Linked DNA regions of Homo sapiens: region 2 is linked to region 1. Evidence: read pairs that join two places in POLR2A ChIA-PET (ENCODE). Cell type or tissue: PC-9. All regions are shown on one strand.

Region 1 (4,000 bases):
ATTTATTTATTTTTTGAGACGGAGTTTCGCTCATTGCCCAGGTTGGAGTACAAATGGCGCAATCTCGGCTCACCGCAACCTCTGCCTCCCAAGTTCCAGCCATTCTCCTGCCTCAGCCTCCTGGGTAGCTGGGGTTACAGGCATATGCCACCATGCCCAGCTAATCTTTTTTTTTTTTTAGTAGAGACGGGGTGTCTCCATGTTGGTCAGACTGGTCTCAAACTCCTGACCTCAAGTGACCTGCCCGCCTTGGCCTCCCAAAGTGCTGGGATTACAGGTGTGAGCCACCGTGCCCGGCCAGTCTGGCTTTCAAAATCTAGTTGCATTTTCAAAACCCTGTATAGATTTTACCCATTTATTCCCCCCACCCCCGCCCCCAGCTTTTAAAACTACAGAGGAGGAGTTGAGCAACCATTTTTTTTTCTGGTTATTCCAAAAACAACCACTTATTGGGAAGTGGTTGTTTTTGTTTGTGTGTTGTTGTTGTTGTTTGTGTCACTGTTTGTGTGCTATGTGTTAAGGCAGGAGTTGCAAACTCAAGGCCTCATGAACTACGTAGGTATCTCAAATTAAAGAGACAGGCAGTAGGGACGGGGGGGGCACAATAATAGTGAACTGGACCACACAGGCCCAGTTGAAAGCCTGAAGCCCTTGCTCAACTGCTGCACATTGGTTACCTAGTAGGAATTTAGGCCCAGGATGGCCAAACTTTCAATTTTCCAAGAGAAAACAGAAATACAGATTTTTATGTGGCAAACATTTTTGGAAGGCAATTTGTCAATCTATCAAATTATAAATTGTGCATTCTCTTAATGTTTCCTGTAGAAAAACCCTATCGGGTACACAAGGATATATGTAAAATTGCACTTATTTATAATAGTGAAAGTGGATGAAAAGTTAAAAGGCCACCAATATAGGATTGAGGAAACAGATTGGGTATACTACAAAATGAAAAAACTATAAACGTGTCTATCAAAGCATTTTTAATTTTTTTCTTTCCTTTTTCCTTTTTCTTCTTTTCTTCTTTCCTCCCTTCTATCAGTCTATAAGTGGAAGCACCTAAATTTTGCTCATTAGAGCATCTGTCACAAAGAACAACTACAAAAAATTGTTGCCTCCAAGCTGACTTCCCTTTTCTGCTAGCCTTCAAGTGGTACTATTTAGTTATGCAAATGTAAGACAATAAGTCACCTGCTTTTGGAAAGAATAACAGCACCTTTTATTTAACAAGGTTGTCCTCTTCCTGGCACATAAAGAACCAACTTGCATTAGACGCCACTGAGAAGGAATGACCTGTACCCCCATTCCTATTCTCTGATACTCAAAGTCTACAAGAATTCTGGAAAAAACAGATGGGCTCCTTCCAAAATGCAGTGGTAGAGCAGGGTGGTAAAATCCTATAAATAAATTTACCTTGAGGTAACAAAGAAAGAGCATGGATAAGCCAGCCCCTGCAACTGAGTCTTTGAGAGAAAGGGAACTGTAGTTCTTGAAGCACTGTTGCAGTCCTCCTGAGGCTGACTTCAGCACTGGGCAAAGTGACTGTGTGGAAAGTCAGAGCGGGTCATTAAGAGCTATAGGCCTTGAGATCCCAGGCGAACTTTTCTTTCCCTGAGGAATCACTTTCCCTCCCAGGGCTGCTCTGGAGGGGCAGGGCCTTGCCCCAGCATCTGAGATAATGGCCAAACTGGGCACTTAGTGTAATTCTTTTTTAAAAAATATCAACTTTTATATTAGATTCAGGGGGTACATTTGCAGGTTTGTTACATGGATGTTGGTTACATATGTGATGCTGAGGTTTGGTGTATGAATGATCCAGTCACCCAGGTAAGAGAGCATAGTATCCAACAGTTAGTTTTCTAATCCTTGCCCCCGTTCTTCCCTCCTCCCTCTAGTAGTCCCCAGTGTCTATTGGTCCCATCTTTATGCCCATGAATACCCAATGTTTAGCTCCCACTTATATATGAGAACATGCGGGATTCGTTTTCTGTCCCTGTGTTAATTTGCTTAGGATAATTAATTGGATAAAGGAAATGTGGTACATATACACTATGGAATACTACACAGCCATAAAAAAGAACAAAATCGTGTCCTTTGCAGCAACATGAATGCAGCTGGAGGCCATTATTCTAAGTTGAATTATTTACGCTGTGGATTACACCCTTGAAGATGGCTGCTCCTTCAGAGAGAAAAGTTCCTGTAGGCTAGAACCTTTGGAGACATTTTCGGGAAGTCATTAGGCATTTGAACTGAGTCAAACACTAATCATCCCAAGAAAAATACTTTAACTATTTCACAAAGTTTGACCAAAATAAATAAAAACAACCATGATAAATTTAATTCAACAAATATTTGTTGAGACAACAACTGAGTCTGCTAAGTATAAAGCTATATACTGGGCACGATGGGATATAACGGGGTAAAAAAGATAACCCAAAGTTGGTCACTGGCTTCAGGGAACCTACTGTCTAGAACTAGGCTGTCCAATATGTAGCCACTTGTCTCATGTAGCAATTTAAACTTAAATTAACTAAAATTAAGTAAACTTTAAAATCCAGTTTCTCAGTCACAGTAACCACATTTCAAGTGCTCTATAGCCACATTAACATCACAGAAAGTTCTATTGGACAATAGTGGTCTAGAGTTGAGGGGCGGTGGCTGTGGTTTTCAGCTTTGCAAACCATAAAATCACTATTGTAACAACTCAGCTCTGCTGCTGTGGCTCAAAAAGCAGCCATATACAATAAGTAAATAAATGAGCATGATTATATCCAAATAAAACTTTATTTTCAAAACTAGGTGGCAGGCCAGCTTGTCTTGTGAACAATAGTTTGCTGAGCTACTATCTACAGAAGGAAACCACTAACTATAGTAAAAGAGTGCAAGATAAGAATAGAGAATTGAGTAACTTTCTGTGGGAATTCAAACGGTCTTTATGGATGCATTACCTACAATAATAAAGTATTTTTGTCTTAAGCCACTGGCTTTGGGGTGATTTGTTAGACAGCAATAGATAACAGATAGAGTTAATCATACTATGCCCTTAATACCTTATATAAACAACTTTCCGAATACCAAAATATAGTTTATTTACCATATTTTATATCTCCCAATGCTCAAAATTCATATCCTTTATGGAGCCTTTGCCACTTCTCCATGCAAATCTGTGAGTCTACCCTCTAACATTTTAAAATCTCTACTACTGCACATTGAATTGTAAGTATTTGCTATATGCCTTTCTCCCTATGTATGGAAGTAAGCTCTTCAAGAATAAAGTTTATGACTTTATCTTTGAATCCCTAGTGTCTAAGACAAATTTGGCACCTAATAGGCATTTAATAAATGTTTGTTAAATTAGTACAGCCAATGACTTGATATTATTGTCAGCAGCCTCAGAGCTTACATACTTAGCATTTTATACAGCTTTTGCACACTAGGTATATAATAATGTTTATTTAGCCATTGCTTACATCCTTGCAATAGCTCAATATTTTATCTGTTCAAAGAATCACTGAAGGCCAGGCATGGTGGCTCATGCCTGGAATCCCAGCACTTTGGGAGGCCAAGGCAGGCAGATCACTTGAGGCCAGGAGTTCAAGACCAGCCTGGCTAACATGGCAAAACCCCGTCTCTACTAAAAATACAAAAAAAAAAAAAAAAAAAAAAATTAGCCGGGATGGTGGCACACATCTCTAATCCCAGCTATTTGAGAGACTGAGGCAACAGAATCACTTGAACCAGGGAGGCGAAGGCTGCAGTAAGCCGAGAGAGTGCCGCTGCACTCCAGCCTGGGTGACAGAGCCAGACTCTGCCTCAAAAACAAACGAACAAATTAAAAAAAAAAATCACTGAAGCCATAAATCTCTATGTATTGTGCTTGATTTATCTAAATTTTCAACCCATGCCCTTTTTTTTCATAAATATAACAGTCTTGAAAGAAATTACAGTTACAGTTTTTGTGTTTTTTTTCTGAAGAAAATTATGCAGACTTATTTTATAA
Region 2 (4,000 bases), 120 kb before region 1:
CAAAATTTAAAAGAACATTTCATAAAACAATAATATGCAATTTTAAGAAAATAGATTTGGTTAAATCTATATTATATATGAATAATACAAAAGTTAACAGAAAGGTACAAAAAACAATATTGAATGGGTCCAACATGCCTACCATTGAGTATCTTTTACATCAATGAATTAGCAATCTGTAAAATGATTACAGTACCAAATACATCCACCCAAATACTGGAGGCAGAATGGCTTTATTCTACTATACCTCTGCTTCAAGTGGTTTTATTTCCTCAGAATGCTACACAGCTCCACCTTGGCTTTTGGCAATTAAACTAAATAAAATTTAAAAGTCCAAGACCTCAGAGAATTCACTGTTAAAAAAAAATACTCTGAAGCTACTTCTCATGGGTTCTCGGGTACATTTCCTTTGTTAGAAGAAGTGATCTAAAGTTTTGCTTAACAGTTTATGTTTACTTTAGTGTGAACTATGAAACATTCCATTTACAAAGTGTTCTTAGACTTTTATGAATTCTAAAGGGTATTACTCGAAAATACAGGTTGGGGCCATCTTTTCTCCTCCCGTGGAGCTGCCGCCATGAAGGTCGAGCTATGCGGTTTCAGCCGGTACAAGGTCTACCCCGGACACGGGAGGCGCTACGCCAGGACCGACAGGAAAGTTTTCCAGTTTCTTAATGCAAAATGCGAATCGGCGTACTTTTCCAGGGGGAATCCTCGGCAGATAAGCTGGACTGTCCTCTACAGAAAGAAGCACAAAAAGGGACAATTGGAAGAAATTCAAAAGAAAAGAACTTGCCGAGCAGTCAAATTGCAGGGGGCTATTACAGGTGCCTCTCCTGCTGATATAATGGCCAAGAGGAATCAGAAACCTGAAGTTAGAAAGGCTCAACGAGAACAAGGTATCAGGGCTGCTAAGGAAGCAAAAAAGGCTAAGCAAAGTATCTAAAAACACTGCAATGGCTGCTGTTAAGGCACCTACAAAGGCAGCACCTAAGTAAATGATTGTGAAGCCCGTGAAAGTTTCAGTTCTCGAGTTGGTGGAAAACGCTAAACTGGCAGATTAGATTTTTAAATAAATATTGGACTTAAAAAAAAAAAAAGAAAATATAGGTTGGAATACTGCAAAACAACCCACTCTTTTGATTTCAAGCTCAATTTTAAGCTGCAGATTCCAACTTTTATTGAACTTGAATAGCAAAAATTTTGAGTCAGAGATAACATAAGATCTACTCATTTTGAGACTTGGGATTAAATGGTTTGCCCAATTCTTTCTACCTGTCTGTCTGTCTCTCTATCTATCTATCTATCGAGACAGGATCTTGCTCTCTTGCTCAGGTTGGAGTACAGAGGCACAATCATAGCTTACTGCAGCCTCAGTTGAGGCTGCCTCAGCCTCCCAAATAGCTAAGACTACAGGCGTGTGCCACCACACCCAGCTAATTAAAAAATAATAATAATTTGTACAGACAGGGTCTCACTATGTTGTCCAAACTGGTCTTGAATTCCTGGCCTGAAGCAATCCTCACACCTTGGCCTCACAAAGCACTAGGATTAGAGGTGTGAGCCACCATGCACAGCCTCTTATGTTTTAAATTAAAATAATAAATTCTATGTATGTCATAAAAATCATCCCTGAGATAATCTGTGATAAATTTGTTACTGTAACCTTTCCTTACAAATGCCCATACTGCATTCCTGTTGTACTGGAATGTCTATTCATTAGCCCCAAGGCTCTACTGATCTTGCTTGCCTTTCTCTTAGACTGCTATTCAGATTTTTGTTATACCACTCATTCTGAAAACAGCTTCCTTTTTATTTGCGACTGCTGAGTACACACCCAAGCATCTATTCTTTTGAATGTCTCTTTGAGACTACTTCATAAATGAGATTTCTCAATACTAGCATTTATGCAAGACATCAAAACTATTGCTATGTCTCTTGAAAATCACTGAAGACTGACTAATTGCACATAAAAAAGCCTATTCTGAGTCTAAATCATACTTCATCTTTGATAAGCCCTCATCCATTCCTAACTCTATCCCAGTTCTTCCAATTGCACACATAGGGCATATCAGAGACACTGCTCCTTTCCTACAATCAGCTATAAGGCAGCACACCAATAAACCTGACAGCAACATCTCCAACAGAATAGTGGGAAAATCATCTGCCCTATGTCGAAGTGGTTGGATCTAAGCACCACCATAGCCCTATTCCTTTAGACAATGGCTTCAAACTTTCAGATGCATAACAATCACCTGGGAAACTTTTTCCAAAATGTAGATTACACTCCCACCTCCATCCTTAAAATAATCAAAGTATGTCCCAGGATCCTGACTTCTCAATAAATCATCTATAGCTCTAAATCACATACTGACAAACACTGAATAGCAGCTCTTTCTAAACACTTGTGGACATCTGTCTAGCAACATTAAACATTCCATCTTGGAGGTATGACAAAACTCCACAGGCCCCTGAAAACAAGGAGATTTTTTGCACTCTATTAGACTTGTTTGCCTCTATCTACTAAGCATTATAGGAGATTCTCCTACTTAATCATTACGGTGAGAATGCAACAATGATTCTTATTCATTTTTAGGCCTTTTCTTAGCTAGACAAGAAAAACATTCACATAGGTATCCAGGATCTAATTTACTACAGGTAGGGAAGCCTCAAGATTCTAATTATGTAAAAATTGGTGAATTTAAAAATAAATACTTAGAATTCTGCTTCAAAAAAAGAAAAACAAGTAAAGCTATGTCTTCCTGTTGAGTTACAATACACATCTCCCTTTAGTCTGGTAGAACTGTGTTTTCCAATCACCTTGAGGAAATAAAGCATTACTTAGTTCTAAGATAAAATTTCCAGTATTATGCTGAAATTTTATTAGAAAGGAGAGGGTAACATAGATATCTGACCTGGAAGCAGATAACCCAGCTCATTTTCTTCCCGCAGGTTTTGATTGCCTCCTAATTTCCTATAATTTATTGTCCCTATTTACTTTCCCCTTCAACTGTATTTACACAGATTTCTCTGACACCTGTTTATTACATTTCTTCTCCTCTCTGTCACTGATCCAGTATGAATTAGCATGCATGAGTACCCTCTGTTATATAACAGGACAAAGGGGAGTATCTAATATTATAACTGGAAAAGAAGCTTTCATGACAAATGATTTTGAACCAATGCTGAATTTTGAATTTAAGGTGCTATTTTTCTCATTTAGACATAGAAGTATTTTCCTTTCAAAGCCAAAAAATATCAACATTAAATCCACATAGAGAATGACAGCCAGGTCACAACAATTCCCTCGTTTCTGGGAACTACATCTTATACCCAGGGTGGGTTTTCAGTAGTTGCATCCACAATTGGTGAATGTGACCTCAGGCCAGAGCTGATAAGTCAAACACATGACCTAATCTGGCCAGTTTCTTTCTCATAGAAGACTTGGGTTATTAACTGTGAAACACAACATGGAAGATGCTGATGCAGAATCACTTTTTGGCAGAAAGATGACAGAAGATCCTCAGAACTTCCATGGTAACTATATTCCCAAACATTATTTACCCATGTACTTAGTTACCATAGCTTTTCTTCTAACCATAGATGCAGAATGTTAAAGCAGCACTTTTACATCCATAAACAGGACATCTGCTTCCAGCCAAGAGAAAGTACAAACTGTATTTGCTCTCTCTCTAACAACTAAAAATCTAAAAAAATACATTAAACAATTTTCAGACATTAGTAAATGCAGGACAGTGATCCCTGACAGAGATAAAACAAACAAGGTAAGCCTTACAATTGGTCTTAATATCTGGAGTTTCCAGGATGTGGCACAAGGTGGGAGAAACCCAGGCAGAGCCCAGTGGTCTTCCTGAGATGAGGTTGGAAGGCCAAAGCATCTAGACTCCACAAAGAGAACAGAGACGAAGCTGCACAGGAATAGAGCTCTGGAGAGCTGCAGAAGGTTCACCACCAACCCACCCAAGACTTTAGTGCTGAT

Evidence for each region. ChIA-PET counts read pairs that join two places held together with the same protein. Peaks named below come from ENCODE experiments on the same cell type or tissue, not always from the same donor. Only the 100,000 strongest peaks of a DNase experiment are listed, where the experiment ranks them.
Region 2: POLR2A ChIA-PET joins it to region 1 with 18 read pairs; 2 of 35 experiments call an interaction of 5 or more read pairs at or near these places.

The regions. Positions count from the first base shown.
Region 1 is chr1:197,856,532-197,860,531 of GRCh38, forward strand. No RefSeq gene overlaps it. Among named protein-coding and RNA genes, the nearest start is that of C1orf53, 44 kb to the right of the region's middle. In PC-9, no CTCF peak of the experiment used is centred here; no DNase peak of the experiment used is centred here.
Region 2 is chr1:197,735,059-197,739,058 of GRCh38, forward strand. All of the region lies in intron 2 of DENND1B (DENN domain containing 1B), which reads right to left. It also overlaps the pseudogene RPL24P5. Among named protein-coding and RNA genes, the nearest start is that of DENND1B, 38 kb to the right of the region's middle. In PC-9, no CTCF peak of the experiment used is centred here; a DNase peak (open chromatin) is centred at 1,813; H3K27ac peaks cover 1,224 bases.